3 separate regions of the Homo sapiens genome follow, and all the other regions are linked to region 3. The links are chromatin loops, found by intact Hi-C in ENCODE. Cell type or tissue: mammary epithelial cell. All regions are shown on one strand. Each heading gives the region's core, and the rest is flanking DNA. Links, peaks and the distances in the headings are about the cores only.

The links. Peaks named below come from ENCODE experiments on the same cell type or tissue, not always from the same donor. Only the 100,000 strongest peaks of a DNase experiment are listed, where the experiment ranks them.
Region 1: a loop joins it to region 3, with 15 times the contacts of the local background. A loop is called at or near these places in 13 of 110 quality-filtered maps.
Region 2: it touches region 3 in a loop (21-fold over the local background); 8 of 110 quality-filtered maps call a loop at or near these places.

The regions. Positions count from the first base shown.
Region 1 is chr22:38,226,207-38,233,980 of GRCh38, forward strand. TMEM184B (transmembrane protein 184B) reads right to left here. Exons shown (of 9, transcript NM_012264.5): 4 at 5,038-5,128; 5 at 4,463-4,538; 6 at 573-664. TMEM184B-AS1 (TMEM184B antisense RNA 1) reads left to right here and starts at 5,114. Exons shown (of 2, transcript NR_186700.1): 1 at 5,114-5,209; 2 at 5,842-6,042. It also overlaps the pseudogene RN7SL704P. RefSeq lists an enhancer at 2,778-3,508. In mammary epithelial cell, for the core only: a CTCF peak has its summit at 4,123; a DNase peak (open chromatin) is centred at 2,765; H3K27ac peaks cover 2,314 bases.
Region 2 is chr22:38,714,202-38,721,975 of GRCh38, forward strand. GTPBP1 (GTP binding protein 1) reads left to right here. Exons shown (of 12, transcript NM_004286.5): 3 at 1,706-1,886; 4 at 2,451-2,799; 5 at 7,541-7,664. Among named protein-coding and RNA genes, the nearest start is that of GTPBP1, 12 kb to the left of the region's middle. In mammary epithelial cell, for the core only: a CTCF peak has its summit at 4,407; a DNase peak (open chromatin) is centred at 4,440; H3K27ac peaks cover 359 bases.
Region 3 is chr22:38,048,067-38,055,524 of GRCh38, forward strand. No RefSeq gene overlaps it. Among named protein-coding and RNA genes, the nearest start is that of PICK1, 5.6 kb to the right of the region's middle. RefSeq lists enhancers at 2,369-2,869, 2,870-3,370, 4,466-4,515. In mammary epithelial cell, for the core only: a CTCF peak has its summit at 4,429 (motif pointing right); no DNase peak of the experiment used is centred there.

The sequences.
Region 1 (7,774 bases), core at 1,360-6,359, 180 kb after region 3:
GTAGCTGGGATTATAGGCACCCGTCACCACGCCCGGTTAATTTTTTGTATTTTTAGTAGTGATGGGGTTTCACCATGTTGGCCAGGCTGGTCTTGAACTCCTGACCTCAGGTGATCTACCCGCGTTGGCCTCCCAAAGTGCTAGGATTACAGGCGTGAACCACTGTGCCCAGCCACGGGGTCACTTTCACTAAGCCCAGAATGAAATGGGTGTGGACAATTTACACAGCACGGGCTTTGTATCTGTGGACTTGAGCCGACCTCTTGGGGCTCTGACCCTCTCGCTCCCTGCCTCAGCAGTGGTCACTGTCCCTTTGTGGCCCATCCCTTCATGGTACCACTCTGCAGCCTGGACATGAACGTGACTGCTGCCAATGGCTCACTCCGGGGCTGGCAGCGGGGCCAACTGCAAGGGTGTCCACTGCTGGGCTCAGACTTCAGGGGGGTTGTGAGCACCAGACACCCAGGAAGGTCATGGCTGTGCGGCCACTCTGGCTGCCCCCTTCCCTGAGCCAAGGCACCAGCCTGCGCCAACACTCCTCCCACACACCCCGGGGAGCACCCGCTGCTTACTCAAAGTCCCCATCCCGGTACTTGCCGAAGGCCTGGAGGACCACAGTGCTGACCGCCATGAGTGGCTTCACCACACAGAACTGCAGGGTGGCCTGTTGGGGGGAAAAGGAGGTTGAGTGTGGAGGAGGAGCACAGAAGGCATGAAGCAAGCCCTGCCTCTGGCAGACGGAACTGTACCGGATGGAGGGACAGAGAGGATGAAGGAGACGGAGAGGACGGAGGGATGGAGGGACGGAGGGGATGGAGGGACGAAGGGATGGAGGGGATGGAAGGATAGAGGAGATGGAGGAGATGGGGGGTGGCTACGTGTCCTGCTCCCAGGGGACTGCTGTCTGCGCGGGGCGGGGGGCAGAACATATAGGAGATGCAGCCAGCGCAATGCCGTATGTGATATGAGCATGTGGAGGAAGGGAGGGAGGAAGGGAGGAATGGTGTGGCAGGGCACGATGGAGGCGGGAGACAGGAGATGCACACAAGGAAGCTTCTCGAGCCAGGACCATCAGGTGGGTGCCGGAGATGAGAGGCTCGACAGGCAGAGGGGGCAGCTTGCACCAAGGCCCCGAGGCAGAGGGTGGACAGGTGCAAGGGGCTGCGCACTAGAGAGGTGGCTGAGGAGATGGGCAGGGCCAGGTCCTGGAGACCTTGGTGCCCGGGGCAAGGCTAGGGCCCTGCTCAAGGAACCAGCCACCGGGAAGCCGGCGCAGGTGAGGGCCTCCTCCCATCCTCCATGTCCACCCCCGATCTGGTTCCTAGCCCTACTCTCTGGGCCTGGGTCCAGGGTTTCTGGTCAGCAGAGGTCACTCTGGGGATGGAGGTGACCTGCAGGAGCCCAGAGCACGTGGACTCCAGAGTCTCAAAATCTGAGTTTGAACTCTGGGGACAGCTTGGGCAGACACTTGGCCTCTGAGCACAGACTCCCTGATGAAAAGGATGTAGTCACTCCCCACACCACAGGGCCACTGCTGCGGGGATGGCACAGCCAGGAAGCGCAGCATCTTCTCGGGAGTCTCCCGCCTCTGTACATGCACTAACGGCGCCTGCTAGCTGGCTGAGCCACGGAAAGAGTTCCTCAGCCAGGTTTTCCCGATTCCCTACGGGCGGACCCATGGTGCCCATAACATCACTAGTATCACCATTATCTAGAAAGCAAATAAATCTAAGCCCTAAGACCCCTTCTGAGGAGCTGGGGGAGGTTAAATCCAATCCAAAAGGCTCAACTAGTGTAGCTGCAAAGAGGACGAGGAGCCTGGAGTGGGAACCGTGATCCGTGAAACCTGCAGCTTCTGCCCCAACTGGGGATCTGAGTGGGTCTTGCAGGGGAGCCCCAGGCAGCCCACACCATGGGGCTGCCATACGGAGAGGCCCGCGTGATGGGGCAGACGTGCAGTCCCACTCTCAGAAAGCCCCACAGAACGTCCCTGGCCCTGTCATCCCGCCTAGAGAAGTGGGACTGGCACCTTCTGGGGAAAAGGGAAGAACGGCAGTTTGCATGAGTTCCAGTTATGAGCCTAGCAACAGGCTGGTGTTTCCCTGGGTCAGCTCACCTGGTACTCATGACAGCCCCCTGACGTGGGTGCTGTCATTATCCCCATGGTACAGGTGAGGAAACTGAGGCAGAGAGAAGCTGAAGCAGCAGCAGCAGCAGCAGCAGAGCCCAGGCCAGCAGGCCCCAGAATCATCACCTGACCATACCCTGGACCAGTCAGCAGTTCCCAGGCTGGGCTGGACATCAGAACCCCCAGGGAGCTTTAGACATGTGCCAGGTTCCAGGGCTCCATTCCAGAACTTCTCCTATGGGCTAGGGTAGTGGGTGGTTGATCTGGGAATCTCTACTTTAAGTAGGGAATCTCTCCAGAAGGTCTGGATATTGAGCACTGGCCCTGAGGAGTCAAAGGCCTGTCTCTGTGCCTCTAGGACAAAGCTGTGGGGTGTGCTCTCTCGCCCTGGTAAAGAAAGGAAGAGGCCTCTTTTGTTCTCTTTCTTCTTATATCTCTCCCTGCCACCGCCAGGAACAAGAACAGAACATCTGAGCCCACAGGGCTGGGGAATAATTTCTAACAAGGCCACACTAGCTAACAATCATGAAATCAAAATTTTGTAGACAATATAATCATCAAACAAGGCAGTGAGTCACAGCTGGCCGGAACCTGGGTGGCTGCACCAACTGGTAAACAATGGCTCTCAATGCCCCACCCTGAACCCAGGATAGTTTTAACTCTTTCCCTGCAGGTCCAGTGGTGAGATTCTGAATTTAGGAACATGCTAGGGAAGGAAGGTCTGGAAGCAGAACTGGAGACTTGGCATGTTCAGGTGGAGGCTTTGTGGGTGTGCCCGCCCTGTGGCCTGGGCCCTGCACAGAAGGGAGCAGCAGGCCCCGCCCTCCAGGGCCATCGTGACTTGGCTGTGGGTTTCATGTACTTTCGTGACTACTCTTGGCGAAGCTGGAGGGGCTGACATGACAGAGCCCCTACGGAGCCCCAGAGGAGACTAACGCAAGGTCATGAAGAGTGGGCGTGATCCCCTCAGACTCTGCCTCCCTGAACAGGAGGCCGTGGGCTCCACCACGCCGGGCTGAAAGCTCTACATCCATGACCTCATCTGATCCTCACAACCATCTCTAGAGAGGAGTATCATTACACTCATTTTACAGTGGAGGAAACTAAAGCTCAGAGAGGGTAAGCCAATTATCCAAGGTCACAGAGTCAGAGGAAAAGCTGGAAATCAGGCTCAGATGGTCAGACACCCAGGCCCACACACTGAGCGACCCCACCACACTGCCCCCACCCAGGCTACTCTAGACCACAGGGAGGTCAGCCCAGGAAGCTAGAGCAGCTGGATTGCCAAGGCTACTCTAGACCACAGGGAGGTCAGCCCAGGAAGCTAGAGTGGCTGGATTGCCAAGGCTACTCTAGACCACAGGGAGGCCAGCCCAGGAAGCTAGAGCGGCTGGATTGCCAAGGCTACTCTAGACCACAGGGAGGTCAGCCCAGGAAGCTAGAGCGGCTGGATTGCCAAGGCTACTCTAGACCACAGGGAGGTCAGCCCAGGAAGCTAGAGCGGCTGGATTGCCAAGGCTACTCTAGACCACAGGGAGGTCAGCCCAGGAAGCTAGAGCGGCTGGATTGCCAAGGCTACTCTAGACCACAGGGAGGCCAGCCCAGGAAGCTAGAGCGGCTGGATTGCCAAGGCTACTCTAGACCACAGGGAGGTCAGCCCAGGAAGCTAGAGCGGCTGGATTGCCAAGGCTACTCTAGACCACAGGGAGGCCAGCCCAGGAAGCTAGAGCGGCTGGATTGCCAAGGCTACTCTAGACCACAGGGAGGTCAGCCCAGGAAGCTAGAGCGGCTGGATTGCCAAGGCTACTCTAGACCACAGGGAGGCCAGCCCAGGAAGCTAGAGCGGCTGGACTGCCAAGGCTACTCTAGACCACAGGGAAGTCAGCCCAGGAAGCTAGAGCGGCTGGATTGCCAACCAGGAAATGCAGGGAGAGACGAAGAGACGGCAGAGGCCTGTTCTGGCGTGTGTCTTTAATGCCAAAACCCTCCTGCCCCCTAGCTGCAGCTGATGAGAAGTTTTCAAATGGAGGTTCTAGAATCCCCACGCACTTCTTCTGATTTTCACACACACTGAGACTTGGTCACACGAGCAAGAGTCTGGGATCAGCTCTTGCCCACAGTGCAACAGACACTCCCAGGATGTCGGTCGCTGCCCCTCCAAGCACACCCTGCTAATGTGGTATCTGCCTAACAGCTTCGGGGGGTGGGTGCTGGGGGCCTGGGGTGCCTCATAGGAAAGGGGACCTCTAAGGTGGGGCCCAGGGCAGCCCACGGCAGGGCCTCCCAGACCCCGCCCTGCTCCTCCTGAGCTAGGCAGCTGCTGGGGGCACACACCTGTTTGCAGAACCTCAGAAATCCGATGGAATAAGTCTTTCCCCAGAGGCAGCAGGTGCCATACATACAGCTGGACCTGGAAGAGACAAGCATAGCAGGCAGTGGCAGTGAGTGAAGAGCCAGGACTTGGGAACAGTGGGGTGGGGAAGGCCGCCCTCCCACCCATCCAGACGAGCTGGGGCACACATTCTGGGCAGACTTTGAACCCGAGGCCAAGCACAGGGAGAGGCATGGCAGGGCATCCGCACATGCCATAGGCGGAGGGACACAGGGCTGCACTGGCCCTGGGGTGACAAACCAACTTGGAGAGCTCTGAATGTAAAAACTGCAGGAGGCAGAAACAGACAGGAAAGCACTAAGACTGAGACAGGAAGAGACAGAGAGAGAAAGACTGAGCCGCAGAGGCCCTCCTAAAACGCCCAGAAGAATGGCGTTGCTCAGGAAATGTGGTGAGGCACAGCAGGTCAAGGTCACGGGCAGACATGGTCTGTGTCCAGCTGGTGCCAGGACGGCTCGAGGTACACCAGGCCCAGGAAACGGGGTGGTTTAGGGCTCTGGGAAGACTCCATACTCACTCAATGGGTTTTCCTCTGATCTCCGACATGATGGAACTTTCTCCTCCTAGGTACTCATAGCACAGGCTCAGGAAATTATAGATGACCAAGGCTGCGAAGAGAGTGTCCAGGAGAAACCAGTCAAATCAGCAGAATGGGTCCGCAGATGCTGGGATTCTAAACAGCAATGGAGGTGAAAGAGCCACAGCTGTGTGTGGCAACAGGGAGGAGGCTGGGGGACATAAGGTTGTGCAAAAGGAGCCCGTCAAGAACACAGACATCTGACCTCCCACTCCTAAGTTCAAAACCCGGCACACCTAAATTATCTTATCCCGGGATGCACCCCTGCACTGGCGTAATACTATGAAGGGACTGTCGTGAGTTCAGGGTTATGTGGGGAGGCCAGAGGAGGCTGAGGTAAGGGTGGGTACTCAGGAGGTTTGGGAGGGCTGGCAGTGTCGACCCTGGGGCGAAACAGTATTGCCTTTATTAGTTTTTCCGGGCGCAGTGGCATGCGCCTGTGGTCCCAGCTACTGCTGCGGCAGGAGGACGTCTTGAGTCTGGGAGTTCTGGGCTGTAGTGTGCTACACTGATCTGGTGTCTGCACCAAGTCTGGCAGCAGTACGGTGACCTCCTGGGAGTGGGGGATCACCAGGTTGCCGAAGGAGGGGTGAACCAGCCCAGGTTGGAAACAGAGCAAGTCAAACTCCAGAGTGGGATCGCACCTCTGAACAGCCACTGCACTCCAGCCTGGGCAACATAGCGAGACCTCATCTCTAATGTATTTATAAATAAATATTTGTCTTACATACTTGTGTGTTACAGGTCACAATTTTATAAGATAACAACAAAACAGTCTCTGTGAAAATCTTGGGAGAAATTCCAAGCAGGAGTGAGAGGGAAGAACCTTCATCCAGTCAACAACCTGTAGCGGTATCCGGAATACGCACAGCACTATGAGCTACAACAAAGCACACGGCAGCACACAGAACACAGTAAAAACCTTGGGAAGCTTGGGCTGCTCATTCTAAATTGGGACTCGGCTCAACATCTCCACAAAGACCCAAAATTTGCCACCGGGAGTGATGGCACAGCAAGTCTGCTGTAAATGTTGATGCTATAAATACAGCAACACGCTGTAACGGGTCTCCTGGTCAGGTGGTTCCTTCTGGGTCAGCAAAATGAAGGCTGCTGCCTGCAGGGTGCTAGAGGCAAATGGACATGCCAGGATGGAGGAGAGTGTGGAGAAGGCGGGGGAAGGGGTGCAGCAGACGGTACCCAAAATGAAAGAACGCAAGAGGAAGAGCCAGGGTGAGGACATGGGAATGAGGATGGGCATCCAGTAAAGGCACAAGGCCAAGGGGAGGGGCAGAACAGGGTCAGAACAGGTCGAGGGAGCCACGGTGGCCCTCCAGCCAGAGGGCTTCTTCTCATCTGACCCCGCCAGCCCCTGCAGTACAGAGTCCTTTTAGGCTCCCTGGTGCCGCCCAGCTTGGCACTTGATCTTTCAATGGGTGACCTGGTCCCTGCCCAAGCTCCCGCCACTCCCGAGCAGCACTAATGCTGCACTTCTCCCCAGAGCAGGTTCTCTTATCCTTCGGTGCTTCTGCACTCCCAGATCCCAGAGGTTCTAGCACCCTTCCCGCTGTACTCTCAGGATCCATCAACCCCAGCTGGGATGGCACCCAGTGTGACAAGTCCCCGGTGACCATCGTGGAGGTGAGTGCCCTCCTACCCACGGAACCTGATTTGCAGACACTTCCCACCCTGTGTCACAATGACTGGTCTCCCCCTCTCGCCTTCCTCAGGACACAGGTGCCACTCATGGCACACACGGGGCACACCACAACAGTTTCACTGACTGAACTGGAGCGTGGAAAGCCCTGGTGATGTTTTTTAGGCAAAGCTGGCCTTCAGCGATTTGGAAAGGAACACATTTGCGGCATTTTATGCTACTCACGGTTGCCCTAATCCATTAAGGGCTCCCATCTCCAGGTGGCATCCCCATGTATATGTCCCCCAGCACTGACCACGCCTTGTTGTGACTGTCCCTTCACCCTTCACACACATACAGCAGAGGTATGCGATGTGTGTGAGCCTCTTTGGGTTCAGTTTCCTCATCTATCAAAGGGGATCACAGGAGCACCAACTTGGCAGGTGGCTGTGAGGCGTGAGCATGAAAGTGTTCAGAAGTGTGTCCGGGGCTCACTGCGCTGGGTGTTGGCTGTCACGACCATTACCGTCTATCTGCTGCCTGCAGGGCCAGGAGCCCCTAGACAGGGCTGAGGGCTGTGTGTACTGCCTGCCTGTGCTGGAGGCAGCTCAGGATGTCTCAGGACAGACAAGTCTCCACCAATCTCCAGATGACTCTTCACCAGCAAGAACTATGGGGCAAAGGGAAAGGGGTGGGCATTAAGCCAAACCTGATGTCAGCCTGCCAGTAACCTCTGTTCAAAACCTCACAAGGCCAAGCACAATGACCGTGTCCATTCTAAGCCGGGTCCAGCTATATCATGATGGTTGTATTTTTTTTTGTTGTTTTTGTTTTTTGTTTTTGCTTTTTTTGAGACAGAGTCTCGCTCTATCCCCTAGGCTGGAGTGCAGTGGCACGATCTTGGCTCACTGCAACCTCCACCTCTAGGGTTCAAGTGGTTCTCCTGTCTCAGCCTCTGGAGTAACTGGGATTACAGGCGCACACCACCACACCCAGCTAATTTTGTATTTGTAGTACAGACAGGGTTTTACCATGTTGGCCAGG
Region 2 (7,774 bases), core at 1,360-6,359, 670 kb after region 3:
ATGATGGCTGACGCCTGTAATCCCAGCACTTTGGTGGGAGGCCAAGGCGGGCAGATCACTTGAGGTCAGGAGTTCGAGACCAGCCTGGCCAGCATGGTGAAACCCCGTCTCTACTGAAAATACAAAACTTAGCCAGGCATGATGGCGGGCGCCTGTAATCCCAGCTACCTGGGAGGCTGAGGCAGGAGAATCGCTTGAACCTGGGAGGCAGAGGTTGCTGTGAGCAAGGATTGTGCCACTGCACTCCAGCCTGGGTGACAGAGTGAGACTCCATCTCAAAAAAAAAAAAAAAAAAAAAGGCCACTGGTGGCATGTGACAACTGCGGTTTCTTCTGTAGTGGGCAGATTCCCATTGAGTAGATGGTGGGATAGTACAGTCAACACGCGTTGATGACTCTCGAGATGTTTGATGGTGAAAGGAAAAACAGGAGATGGTAGCTTTGCAGATAAGCAGGGGCAAGGGAAGGGGGGTGGTTTTCCTTTCCTTAGTTTAGGAGCTTGTTTGGAGTGGGAGGAAGAGAAGAAGAGACAAGGAGAATATTTGGTGCGGGGGAAGAGAGTCACACATGCTGAAGGGGTTAGCCAGCCAGGGAAGGAGCAGGGGTGCTCTCAGAGACAGGACAGCTGGGAAAGGCTGAGGGAGTGATTGTGGAAATTAAATCCAGCACCTCATGGAAAGCAGCTGACGGGTTGTCATATAGTAGGAGCTCAGTAACTGTTTGGTCGGTTGGTCCTGCCTTCTGTCTGATTCCCTTCCTTGTCCTGAGCTCAAACTCATTTCTCCAGCTGCTTGCTGGACATGTCACCTGAGCCACCTCAGTTAAAAATCTTATCTCTAAAATGTTTCTGAGTTCCTCCCCCATTTTCCTCCATCTTTCTGTCGTCATTATCTCTTGCCTGCATTATTAGAATTACTTCCTAACTGGACTCCCCCCTTACTGGTCTCTCACTTGCTGGTGCACACTTGGCACTGCTACTCAGGAGATCTTTCTAACCCACAGCCATCTGATCATGTTACTCCCCTGCCTCAGCCTACGGGTGTCTCAATGCCTGGTGCAGAAGGTGTGTCGCTGCTGTCCGTCTGTTGTGCTGCTTCCACCTCTCATGTAGTCTCCCGACACTCCATGTCACCCATGCTGCTCCTCAACACACTGAGCTGCTTCCTGGTCCCTGAACTTGCCATGATCTGCCACGCCACGCTTTGTTCCTCTGGCTAGGATGTCCTTCCTCCTTCTGCAGGCCCAGCACTTGTTGACCTAGCTTGGCATCAGCCCTTTGCAGAACTGTCCTCGGCTTCCCCAGGCAGTGCTTTATGTTCTCTTCACACAGTCCTAGAGTGCAGCACTTGAGCTGTATTGCAATTAATTAATTTCCTGTCTGCCTCCCCCACTGGGCTGTGAGCTCACTAGGGGCACCTGTAGTCCTAGTACCCAGCATGAGGCTTGGCATAAAACCTGGGAGAGCCTCGGTGGCTGTTGTTGAATGAAGTAGCGAATGCTCTGCTTGATGGAGAGGTCTGTGGCACTGTCATGTTTTAACTTGGTGTGTGCCCAGGTTTTCTCTCAGGTAGAGAGGACCCCTGTTCCTCTGCAGTGCTGGGGTCGGGGGGTGGTGGCCTTTGTTAGGTGGGGTTCCTGGCTGGCTGGTTGGCAGGCTGGTTGGTCAGGACTCCCTCTCCTGCTGATGTCTGGGCTCTTGTCACCAGATGGGACTGAGTATGGGCTGAGTGAAGCTGACATGGAGGCCTCCTACGCCACAGTGAAGAGCATGGCGGAACAGATAGAGGCCGATGTCATCCTTCTGCGGGAACGGCAAGAAGCTGGGGGCCGCGTGCGTGATTACCTGGTCCGGAAACGAGTAGGAGACAATGACTTCCTGGAGGTCAGGTGAGGAGGCCGCGGGACATTTTGGGGTCCCCATTCTTCACAGAGGTTGGTGACTGAGCCTGTGGCACTTGGCGTGTCAGCTCCATCCTTTCCCCTCCTGAGGCGGGGAAAGAGTGTCCAGGTGTCTGGAGACGTGGGCTCCTTGCTCTAATTCTGCACTTCCCTGTCACTTTGGGAAGAGCACGAGAGAGGCCAGCCGTGCATTCTGTGGCCATTCTCTGTGGGTGTGTTTCTTTTCCCTTCAGCCTGTGAGCCTGGAAACCAGGGTCATGGAGAAGAGCCTTTTGTGCCTCTGGTAGCCTTGCGGCTCTTCCTGGCAGCACCCAGAAGCTAGTGGGAGTTAAGGGAGATAGCCGCTGTGGGAGTCTGGGCCCTTCTGATGACTCTACAGCAGCAGCTCTAGGAACCTTCCCACTGTGCTCCTCCGGCTCAAGGAGGAGCTGTGAGCCGGAGGGGATCGGGGCAAGCCTGGACTTGCGGATCCAATTACTGGGGTTATGATGGTCGCTCCACCTCACTCATTCACTAACTCTCACATAGATGTATGGGTTCATCTACACGCAGGGTAGCAGTGGTGGGCAACGTGGATGCTGGCAAAAGCACGCTTCTGGGGGTCCTGACACATGGGGAGCTGGACAATGGCCGAGGCTTTGCCCGCCAGAAACTCTTCCGCCACAAACATGAAATTGAATCTGGTCGCACCAGCAGTGTGGGCAACGACATTCTGGGCTTTGACAGTGAAGGCAATGTAGTGAACAAGCCTGACAGCCACGGCGGCAGCCTGGAGTGGACCAAGATCTGTGAGAAGTCCACGAAAGTCATTACCTTCATCGACTTGGCTGGTCATGAGAAGTACCTGAAAACCACTGTCTTCGGCATGACAGGCCATCTGCCTGACTTCTGCATGCTCATGGTGAGTGGGAGGCGCCCCAAGGAGGGGAGGCGTCAGCAGGGCTGCTTGGGTCTGGTTATGTGCAAGTCTGAAACTGTTCTGAGACTGAGGCCTGTTGGTTTGGGGCTTTGACATCGGGTGAGGCTGGCGAGTTTTGCAGGGGTGCCCAGTCCTCTGAGTAATGGTCTTCTCAAGGCTTGAACCTTGATCTCTCCCTTACATTAGACTAGGGAAGGTATCCTCTTGGTAAAAACCAGGTACCCTTGAAGACCTGTCTTATTTTTTGCAGAGGCATAGAGGAGGGTTTCTCCTGGGCCTTACTTGTTACCTTCAGAAATGTTTTCTGCAGAGGATTGGGCTACTTTGAGGAGGTGACACCAGGTAGGTAGTACCTTCAGAGGGGCAGGCCTGGGGAAGAAACGGAGAAGACAGCCATAGGAGGCACAGGCCACAGTCGAGAGGCCCTGAGAGGTGGCCTCCTGGAGCCTGGGAGGAGGATCGGCCAGTGCACAGCCCTTGTTGAGAGGCTCCTGTGTGTCTGGTACTATGTGAGGTCTGATGATACAGCAATGAACAGGGCTGTCCAGAGGCTCCCAAAAAGCTTAGGGTCGAGCGTGATTAAATTTTTAAGCAGCTATTCCTGCTCGGAACATTAAAAACAACCAAAAAGTGTTTAAGCAGCTCATCTAATAGATTAACTGAGAAAGAAAGGGAGCAGAGGGCTCTGTGTTGGATCTCATTGCTAAGCTTGCCTTTGTGACCCACTGATCTTCCTCCCTGGACAGACAGTGGGAGTGCTGAGGGGAGCGGCAAGGCCTGTAACCTTGTGCACATCTCCACAGCTTTCACAGCAGGAGTAAGGAAGAGGGAGGGCGGGAAGGGACAGAGTCAGAGACACACATGCCTCGAGTGTTCCCTCGGCAAGGCCTTCCCAAAACCCTTCCCCATTTCTCGATTCCTTCAGCTGCCTGTATTAATAAATGTAGTAAACATAAGCATCTGTTCATAGCAAACTTGATCAAGTTGCTGCACAAACACAGGTTCTCAAGCAAATTCTCCCTAAACTGGAGAGCAGTAAAGAGAGGCAGAGCCGTGTGAACACTCGTAGGCTCTCTGCCTGAGGCTTTTGGGACCTCAGCATGCCTTCATTTCCCATTTCCTTCAATGTTGCAAAGGGCCATGACCAGCTTCTTGACTGGGCTGAGGAAAGCTGCTTGCCAGGAAGGGATCTTAGTGGAAGATCCAGAGGGCGTATTTAGGGGAGTTGTTGGGTTGATATTAAGAAGGGTATAGAAACTGGTTGAGAATAAGCATTTTTCCAGCTGAGCTACAGTGAGTAAGACCAATTAATGGAAATATCTTCACCCTGGACAAAATGTTACATATATATTATCTGACTTTTTGGTTGTGATCCAAATGTTAACCTTTCTGTAGAAAACAATGAAATATTTCATTATAGTCCCATGGCATTTGACTTCTAGGAAAAAATATTTAAAATATATAGAAAACAGCCGTAGAGCACTCTCTTCTCCAGGTTGGGAAGAGCAAAAGCAAGTCTGCATTGGGTTGGAAAGGTGGCCGAAGGGCACAGGAAGACGTCGGGAAGACTGTGGAAGTGTCCTGGTGGAGGGAGAGGGAAGTGCCAGCTGGGGTGACTCATCTAGGAGCCATGGAAACTCAGTGGGCGTCTCCGTGACACACTGGAATGGATAGGGCACTGTGTAAACACATCATGGCAGCTTTTCTTTCAAATTTTCTTCTGGTTTAGTATGGTACAAAATTGTGAAAAGTTTCCTCCCAGAGGCAACCAGTGTTTCCAGTTTCCTGTGTACCTGCCAGAGATATTTTGTACTCAGATCAGCAAATGTGTATATGTTCTCTCCCTCCAATTTTAAACATTCAGAAAAGGTGAAAGAATAGTATAACCAATACCATAAATCCACCACTTAGATTTAGCAATCATTAACATTTTGCCATATTTATGTGTCTATATGGTGGGTACATATGTGTATATATGTTTTTTATTTATTTTAATTTTTTTTTTGAGATGGAGTCTTGCTCTTTCGCCCAGACTGGAGTGCAGTTGTGCAATCTCAGTTCACTTCAGCCTCCGCCTCTTGGGTTCAAATGATTCTCCTGTCTCAGCTTCCCGAGTAGCTGGGATTACAGGCACGTGCCACCACACCCAGCTAATTTTTAGTATTTTTAGTAGAGACGAGGTTTCACTATGTTGGCTAGGCTGGTCTGGAACTCCTGACCTCCAGCAATCTGCCCACCTTGGCCTCCCAAAGTGCTGAGATTATAGGCGTGAGCCACCGTACCCAGCCTGATTTAATATTTTTTAAAGAGACAAAGCCTCACTCTGTTACCCAGGCTAGAGTGCGGTGGTGCGACTGTAGTTCACTATAACCTCAAACTCCTGGGCTCAAGGGATCCTCCCATCTCAGCCTCCCAAGTACCTAGGACCACAGGCGTGCACAACCATGCCTGGCTAATACTAATTTTTTTAGAGACGAGATCTTGCTATGTTGCCAAGGCTGGTCTCAAAACTCTTGGCTTGAAGTAATCATCCCACCTTGGTGCCTCCCAAGGTGCTGGGATTACAGGTGTGAGCCACCGTGCCCAGCCAAGTATATATGTTTAGTTTGGTTTTTTTTTTTTGTGGCTGAATCACTTAAAAATAGTGGACATGTCTTCATCCCAGACAAAGTCACAATGTAGACATTGTGACTTTTCACTGCTAAACACTTCAGCATACAGCTCCTAAAAGTGAGGCCTGTCTCCTACTGTTTTTACAATCAAGAAAATGAAGAATAGTTACCTAATATCCTCAAATATTTAGTCTGTATTTATATTATTTCAGATGTTTCCCAAATATCTTTCAGCTGCTTTTTTTAAGCCATGAATCAGTCACCAGTTATCCCCCACTGCCTTTTATTTTCTTTCTTTCTTTTTTTTTTTTTTTTTGAGACGGAGTCTCGCTCTGTCGCCCAGGCTGGAGTGCAGTGGCGCGATCTCAGCTCACTGCAAGCTCTGCCTCCCGGGTTCATGCCATTCTTCTGCCTCAGCCTCCCAAGTAGCTGGGACTACAGGCGCCCGCCACGATGCCCAGCTAATTTTTTGTATTTTTAGTAGAGACAGGGTTTCACCATGTTAGCCAGGATGGTCTCGAGCTCCTGACCTCATGATCTGCCCGCCTCGGCCTCCCAAAGTGCTGGGATTACAGGTGTGAGCCACCGCGCCTGGCCTTTATTTTCTTTGAGATGGAGTCTCACTCTTGCCCAGGCTGGAGTGCAATGGCGCAATCTTGGCTCACTGCAACCTCCGCCTCCTTGGTTCAAGCGATTCTCCTGCCTCAGCCTCCTGAGTAGCTGGGATTACAGGCAACTGCCACCACATGCAGCTAATTTTTTTTTTTTTTGTATTTTTAGTAGAGAAGGGGTTTTCACCATGTTGGCCAAGCTGGTCTCGAATTCCTGACCTCAGGTGATTCACCCACCTTGGCCTCCCAAAGTGCTGGGATTATGGGCATGAGCCACCATGCATAGCTGAACACTCACCTCTTTTTATGATAGCATTCTATATGCAACTTACTTTTTTTTTCCCCTTAAAAGCATATTTTGGAGATTAGTCCATATCAGTAGATAAAAATTTCTTCTTTTGTACAGCACATTTCATACACGTGCCCTGATTTATGTAACCAGTCCTTACGGTGATATTTGGAAACATTTATTGTTACTGGAAGGATAGTAATAGTAATAACAGGTGCAATTGCTTAAACACCTAGTTCCTGCTAGTTGTGTGCTGGACACTTCATGTGTGTTGTGACATTTAAACATCAAGTGACCCTCTGAAGTGGATATTGTTATCTCCCCATTTTACAGATGGGGAAACTGAGGGCCAGTGATGTTAAGTTGAATCCACTTTTTGTTGTTGTTGTTTATGAGACACAGTCTCGCTCTGTCACCCAGGCTAGAGTGCAGTAGCTCGATCATGGCTCACTGCAGCCACAACCTCCCAGGCTCAAGTGATCCTCCCACCTCAGCCTCCCAAGTAGCTGAGACTACAGCGTATCCTGCCACACCCAGTCAATTTTTCTTTTTTTTGTAGGGTGGGGGAAACAGAGTTTCGCTCTTGTTGCCCAGGCTGGAGTGCAATGGCACGATCTCGGCTCACCACAACCTCCACCTCCCAGATTCAAGCGATTTTCCTGCCTCAGCCTCCTGAGTAGCTGGGATTACAGGCATGTGCCACCACGCCTGGCTAATTTTGTATTTTAGTAGAGACAGGGTTTCTCCATGTTGTTCAGGCTGGTCGCGAACTCCCGACCTCAGGTGATCCGCCTGCCTTGACCTCGCAAAGTGCTGGGGTTACAGGAGTGAGCCACCGTGCCCAGCCTTAATTTTTGTATTTTTTTGTAGAGACGGAGGTCTTACCAGGTTGTCCTGCCTGGTCTCAAACTCCTGGCCTCAAGTGATCTGCCTTCCTTGGCCTCCCAAAGTGCTGGGGTTACAGGCATGAGCCACTGCTCCTGACTTGGATTCATTTTGATGGCTCAGGACAGTTGTTTCCCTGACTGGGTTTATCTTTTTTATTGTTTGCAAGTCTCCTCCGATTTTGACGCCCCACATCATCGAGTCAGGGGTTAACGTGATTTTTGCCCAGCCCAGCTTTCATCCACATCTGCTTTTGAGCCCCTGTGTCCACCCAGCAGCAATCTCTTTCTCTCTCGTCCTGACACTTCCTTTCTGTGTTGGGGCAGGTGGGCAGCAATGCTGGCATCGTGGGGATGACCAAAGAACACCTGGGCTTGGCACTGGCACTCAATGTACCTGTCTTTGTGGTAGTCACCAAGATTGACATGTGTCCTGCCAACATCCTGCAAGGTAAGTGAAGCCTCCAGCTAGCAGCAGCCCCTCTGATTGGGGCTGTCACCTGCTGTGCCTTCAGGTGGTCTGCTACCACGGCTTTAGCCCAGAAACTTCTTTTCTTTTTT
Region 3 (7,458 bases), core at 2,459-7,458:
TAATTAGAGCTAAAACACCGATAACCCTTGAAAACATGATCCTCAGCAAAAGAAGCCAGAGGTAAAAGGTCACATATGAAGTGATTCCATTTATATGAAATGCCCAGAATAGACAAATCTATAGTGACAGAGAGTATATTAGTAGCTTCGGGGAGCTGGGGAGAGGAGGGCTTGGGGAGTGACTATGAATGGGTTAAGTTTTCTTTTGGTATGATGAAAATGTTCTGGAATTAGATAGCAGTGATGGTTGTATATAACCTTGAGAATATACAAAAAACCACTGAATCGTACACTTTAAAATGATGAATTTTTATGGTATGTAAATTGTATCTCAAGAAAAAAGTAATTGCATTTATAAACATCACAGCTGACAACATATAATTTTAAAAAATCTTCCATTTACAATAATAACAAAAATTACATCTAACGAAATATTTATGGTGATAAACCTAAAATGCTATTGAGGTACAGGCACACTGAAAAATGGCTTGGCAGTTTCTTTCTTTCTTTTTTTTTTTTTGAGATGTAGTCTCACTCTATCGCCCAGGCTGGAGTGCAGTGGCATGATCCCAGGTCCAAGTGATTCTCGTGCCTCAGCCTCCTGAGTAGCTGGGATTGCAGGTGCGTGCCACCATGCCCAACTAATTTTTTTTTTAAGACAGGGTCTTGCTCTGTTGCCCAGGCTGGAGTGCAATGGTGCGATCTTGGCTCACTGCAACCTCCGCCTCCCAGGTCCAAGCAATTTTCCTGTCTCAGCCTCCCAAGTAGCTGGGATTACAGGCATGCGCCACCACGTCCAGCTAATTTTTTGTATTTTAATAGAGATGGGGTTTCATCATGTTGTCCTGGCTGGTCTCGAACTCCTGAGCTCAGGCAATCCGCCCTCCTCAGCCTTCCAAAGTGCTAGGATTACAGGCGGGAGCCACTGCACCCCGCCCAGCTAATTTTTGTATTTTAAGTAGGGACAGAGTGTCACCATGTTGGCCAGGCTGGTCTCAAACTCCTGACCTCAAGCGATCTGCCTGCCTTGGCCTCCTAAAGTGCTGGGATTACAGGGGTGAGCCACCACGCCTGGTCAGTTCTGTATCTTAATTGTGATGGTGGCTACTTGAATCTACTCATGATGAAATTGCATAGAACCACACACACACACACAGAGGCACTTGTACACACATACACATGCACACACAGGCATACACACGTGTGCACACACACCTACCCGAATGCATGCAGAACTAGCGAACTCTGAATAAAGTTCTGTGGTCAAGTACTCTAGCTATATAAGACGTTACCTTTGGGGGAAGTTGGGAAAAGGGTACCTGGGACCCTTCTGTACTATTTTTGCAACTTCATGTGAGTCTAAAATTATTTGAAAATAAAAACATAGACAAAAAATGTTATTGGAAGACATTAAAGAAGATCCTCAATATTTGCTTCACCATAAGGAAAGCTGAGATGGAGGAAGGGGTGCAGCATGGGCAGGGTTGTGGCTGAAAATGGAGCGGCGGTGAGGGATCACTGGGCAACTTGGTGTTAGGTACAAAAAGCGTCATTACCCTCTTCTCTCTAATTTTGTACTTTAAAAAATTCCCTTAATAAGAAATAAAAGATGTAAGTGAATGCAAAGAGACAGCTATTAAGTTGCATAGAGAGATTCAGTATAAACATGTTCATTCTCCCCAAATTAATGTCAGTTCAACTCAGTCCTGATCAAAACCTGACAGGCTTTCTGATGGAGCTAATCAAGCTGATTCCAAAAATCAGTGAGAAAGAGCAAAGCAGTAAGAATAGCTGAGACACTCCTACAGAACGAGGTGGGACACCTGCCCTACCCACTATCAAGGCCAGGCGTACAGCTACGGTCTTTAGGCCAGTCTGGGATTTATCACTGCAGAGGCGGCCACCGAGACCCATGGGACAAAGAGCCCGGCACAGACCAACGCACACAGGGATACTGAAGGTCGGGGCGTGGCAGGCGAGGAGAAAGGAAGGACCAGGCGCATTCACATCAGTTTCACCTGCTGTCTGTCCTCATCCCTCTCCTCTAGGCTGGCCTTGCTCTTCGCGTCCCAAGACCCCATTCCACACTGAGGTCACTGAGGCTCAGAGGGGGCCAGTGACACCCAAGGTCTTCTGGCTCTGGTCCCCGGCTCTTTCCAAAGTGTGGTCCCACCAGCCTTCCCCGCCTGTGTCTGAATCATGGGCCTCCAACCCACTAAGGTCCCAAAGATTCAGAACCTCTGAGGGAGGGGTGGGGATGGGGTGTTGCAGCATCTACAAGAGAAATAGCTTCCCACTTGAGTTTGAGAACCCTGACCAAGGGAGAGGGAGGAGAGAGAGAGGGCGAGCGCAATGAGCCAGCCACTGTGCTGCCAGGGTGGGGAACAATCAGGCTCTGTCCCTCTCCTCCCCATCCCCCTGGGCTCCCACCAGCTTTCATCACTGACCTAACCCGGGGGCAGGGCACATGGGGGGTGGGGGTGGAGGGGAGGGCAGAGGTCAGCCCATTACACGCCCAGCCGAGCCAGGAATAGAACCACTTTGGGGGTGGCTGGGGGGACTTGGGGCCCCACGGAAGCCCACCTCCCACCTTTGGCTGGAGGCAGCTGACTGGAGGAGGCAGTGGAGAAGAGAGGAGATAGCTGCCCTGTACCCCAAGGGTGGTGAGAGCCAGGGATCCATCAAAGCTAAGAACAGGCTTCCAGAAGGATGCGGATGCCCCTGAGCCACACTAACCCCCTCCCTCGCCTCCACTGCTGCCACCCTAGTGGGAGACACTTTCCTGTCCCAAGAGGAAGGTGACCCTCGTGACCCGCTGTCCTCAGGGCTGGCCCACCCCGCCAGGCCTCCCTTCTGCTGCCCCAACCCAGCTTCCCAGTGGTTCGGCCCCTGGGTCCTGTCCCCACCTTGCTTCAGACTCAGGGGGTGGTGTTCCCATCCCCACCAATGGGCCCCCCTGTCTCCCTCAGCCTGTCTATGGTAGCCAGGGGCCTCCAGGCAAACACAAGTCTGACTGCCCTTTCCCTTCCCGGCTAGAGTCTTCTGTGGCTCCTCAGTGCCAGGCAGATCAAGTCTGGGGTTCTGATGCCAGCACTTGAGGCCTCTGCTATCTCTGGCCACTGCCTGGTATCTGGCCTCCTACTTTTGATGACACAGTTATTCATTCATTTAACAGACAGGTGTTGAGTGTCACCCCATGCTAGCCAGTGTGCTAGGTGCTGGGGACAGAGATGTGACCTGGATGGGCCAGGTTTCTGCCCACAGGGACCTGGCTGTCTGTAGAAAACAGACTAGAGACTGGTTAGCAAGCAAGCGCAGGCCCCATCACCAGCCACTCTGCAGGCATCTGTGACAAGAGGGGGATAAGAACGCAGGACTGGCCCCTGCTGGCTGCACCACCTCTTCTCAGGCCGCTTGAGGGTGACAGTGCACACCTGCCGCAGAAACGCCCTGCTGCTTCCTCCTGGGTGTCCCTGAGCACTTCCTCAGAGAGACCCTCTCAGAGCGGCACGTCTAAAGAACCCCCTGGGCCAGGCATAGTGGCTCATGCCTGTAATCCCAGCACTTTGGGAGGTCGAGGTGGGTGGATCATCTGAGGTCAGGAGTTCGAGACCAGCCTGACCAACATGGTGAAACCCCATCTCTACAAAAAACACAAAAATTAGCCAGTTGTGGTGGCGCTTGCCTGTAATCCCAGCTACTTGGGAGGCTGAGGCAGGAGAATCACTTGAACTCAGGAGGTGGAGGTTGCAGTGAGCCAAGATCGCGCCACTGCACCCATCACCTTTCCCACCCCTCCATTTTATAAAATCTCTGGTGTCTGCCACCAGCTGGAAGCAGTCAACTCTTTGCTTACCAGTTGATTGCCTGCTCCTCCCACTCACGAGGGCTCTATCAAGGCAGGGCCTTGCTTGTCTCGTTCCCTGGTGTGTGGCCTGGACGTAGTAGGTGCTCAAGAAAAATGTACTGAATGAATGAGTGCGTGAATGAGTGAGCATGTGGGATCACCACACTGCTGTGAGGCTCATGTGAGGAAGGGAATGGAAGCTGCTCGGTTCTGGGCCTGTGCACAGAAGGCACCCAGCCTTAGCTGCCCGGGTCACTGTCGTCTGCTTGACCTGAAAGCCCACACTCTAAATGTCTATGTTGACGACGAACTGAGCTGAATTCCAGCAACCCACTCCGGCTTCTGGACCTTTAAGTAAGGAGGATTGCAGGCCTCGGCTGGGGGACAGCGGTGGCTGCAGAGCGGACAGCCAGGCACAACGCGGGCATGCACAAGACCAGCTCACCCGTCCACAAAGTATACAGACCCCTGAGCTCCACGGCAGCCCTGAGTCAGCAGGTGGCGACAGTGGCAGGTGCGGAAAGCTGGGGGCTCTGTGGCGGGCCGCGTGCTCCAGGAGCTGTCTTTCCTAATGGCCACCGGGTGGCAGCACTTCCCCAGGAATGTGGGCAGCAGAGCCAGCCCTTGTGGATTGAATCTCAGACGGAGCCACAGGGATGGAAGCTTGGAGGGGACCCAGACCCAGGGTCACACAACTTTCAGTGGCAGGGCCAGGCCAGGACAGAGGTCACTTGCCTTGGCGCCTGGACGGACTCAGGAGTAGCCTCAGGGGAGGAGGAGATGCGAGCTGAAGAGGGAGGGTGTGAGCCGCCGCCCTAGCTCAGCCTCCTGGGAGTAGGTGGGTGTCCTCACCCTGATTTCAACCCCTAGAATCCTACCCATCCTGAGGAAGGGGCTCTACCCAGCCCTCCCCTCTGAGGCCCTTGCCAGTCGCTGCCCCCAACTGTCTCCCTCGCCAGACTGCGATTCCCAGGGGCCTGGGACTGTGCCTTGTCCCCTCCACCACCCGCCACGGGAAGCCTTTGCACCTTTCCCTCTTTCCCTTTGCCTGCCTCAGCCTGGGCACCACCAGCACCTCCTCCAGGAAGCCTTCGCTGGCCTTTGGTTGGGCAGGAGCCCCTCCTCCGGGCCCACGCAACACCCTGGATTATCTGGGATGGTGAGGCCCTGGGGACACGGATTGCTGGTGCCTCGCACAGGCCCACCTCAGTGTGCACAGACACTGCATGTTCTCACCTCTGGCACAGTGGTCCTCAAACCGCAGCAGGCATTGGCATCACCCACAGAGCGTTGCGAAAATGCAGCCCCCAAGATCTCCCCTTCCCCAGAGATTCCAATCCAACAGGTCTAAGCTGGAGCCCAGGGATCTGCATTTAAGACACTTCCCAGCCAAGTCTGATGCAGAGGCCTGAGCATCTTAGGGTTCATGAAATGCACCATCGGCCCCGACCTCTGCAGGGGTTCAGCAAAATAGCTATAAACAGAAGGACGATAAAAACCTCTGACATCTGTGCTCTGTGAATCACTCGCAAAACACTTTCACACCTGGTTCTCCTTTTTTGTCTTCCCCTTTTAATTAATTAATTTATTTATTTATCTATTTTTTTGAGACGGAGTCTCACTCTGTTGCCCAGGCTGGAGTGCAGTGGTGCAATCTCGGCTCACTCCAACCTCTGCCTCCCGCATTCAAGCAATTTTCATGCCTCAGCCTCCCAAGTAGCTTGGACTATAGGCGTGTGCCACCACGCCCGGCTAATTTTTTGTATTTTTAGTAGAGACGGGGTTTCGCCATGTTGGCCAGGTTGGTCTTGAACTCCTGACCTCAGGTTATCCACCTGCCTCGGCCTCCCAAAGTGCTGGGATTACAGGCGAGAGCCACTGCGCCCAGCCTGTCTTCCTCTTTTTAACCACTGTCTTGGGAGGATCATCATCCTCACTCCACAGACACCAAGGCTCAGAGACAAAGGGTGACATGTCCAAGGTCCTCCAGCTAAAAGAGTGGAGCTGGGATTTGAGCTGGAGCCACCCTGGGCTAGGGGAGCTCCAATCTCTGTTACAGCTGTTGGGTTTGAAGGATGCTGTTTTTCCAAAACCAAAATTCAGGACCTAGACACGGCCTGGTGATTCCAGCCCTGTGGAGGAAACTCAGGCCACTGCCACTGTCCCTGTTGAGGCCCTCCTCATCTCTTCCCTGAGACACCCAACCCTCTTGACCCCCTCTGCTCATGCAAGTCCTCTCCTCCTGGATCCAGAGAAAGTTTCATCTCATACTAAAGCCGCAGCGATTTCTGCAAGCACCAGATTTGCAGCCAGGTATTGCGCTGGACATCGTGGCCAATTCAGAGAAGGGCAAAACAGAGCACCTGGCCCCGAACCAGGGGCTTCCTGTCCAGCTGGAAAAACAAGAAGTGCTTACTTGGGTGATAGAATAAGGTACTTGAACTTTCTTTTCCCTCAAATAGATTCCTGGTCCCAACCAGACCCCCTCAATTGACTGGGACATGTTCCTCTGCTGTGTGGGCTGATTCCAGTGACCCCCTCTGCTAAAAAAGCTAAGCAGGTTGTGACATTTTCACACCAACAGTATTACAAAGCAATCTGATTTCCTTTTTCTTGTCTGTCACAATGACACCTGTTGATGGATTCTAAGTATACTATGGAAGATGGGGGTGCCAGAGATTAGAAAGTAAGTTGAGAAAAAGGCCAGGTGCAGTGGCTCACAACTGTAATCCTAGCACTTTGGGAGGCTGAGGTGGGTGGATCATCTGAGGTCAGGAGTTCGAGACCAGCTTGATCAACATGGTGAAACCCCGTCTCTACTAAAAATACAAAAAATTAGCCGGGCATGGTGGTGGGCGCCTGTAATCCCAGCTACTCAGGAGGCTGGGGCAGGAGAATCGCCTGAACCCGGGAGGCAGAAGTTGCAGTGAGCTGAGATCGCACCACTTAACTCCAGCCTGGGCGACAAGAGGGAGACTCCATCTCAAAGAAAAAAAAAAAGAAAGAAAGAAAAGAAAAGAAAAGAAAAAAATTGCAAAAATTAGCCAGGCGTAGCTATGAGCTGTAAGCCCCAAATTTAAAGGGGATAAAAACCTTGCCAGACAAAATACAAGCATGTAATAAATTAATCACTGCAGAATTGGCTCAGGAAAACCATGAAGAGATTTCACAAGGCAAATACACAGCAAATTGCTGAACAAATGATTCAAATAGCAACTGCTCAGGAGCTCAGCTCAGAAAAGGGAGCAAGATATATGAGCTGAGATTGTCTGCTAAGGCTGCCGGGAAGAGGTGAATTAGAGCGGAGCCTGCAGGCAAGGGATGAACAAGGCAGAAAACAGGGGCATCTTCCCCAACCTGAGAAGAAGGGCCAGAGTGGGTAGGGGGTTTTGAGGTCAGAGTGACAGCTGTGCCATGCAAATTGTTTACAAAGCACTCACACCTGTTTCTCCTTTTAATCTTTTGTTTCTGAGATGGAGTCTGGCTCTGTCACCCAGGCTGGCATGCAATGGCGCGATCTCGGTTCACTGCAATCTCCGCCACCCGGGTCCAAGCGATTCTCCTGCCTCAGTCTCCTGAGTAGCTGGGATTACAGGTGCATACCACCATGC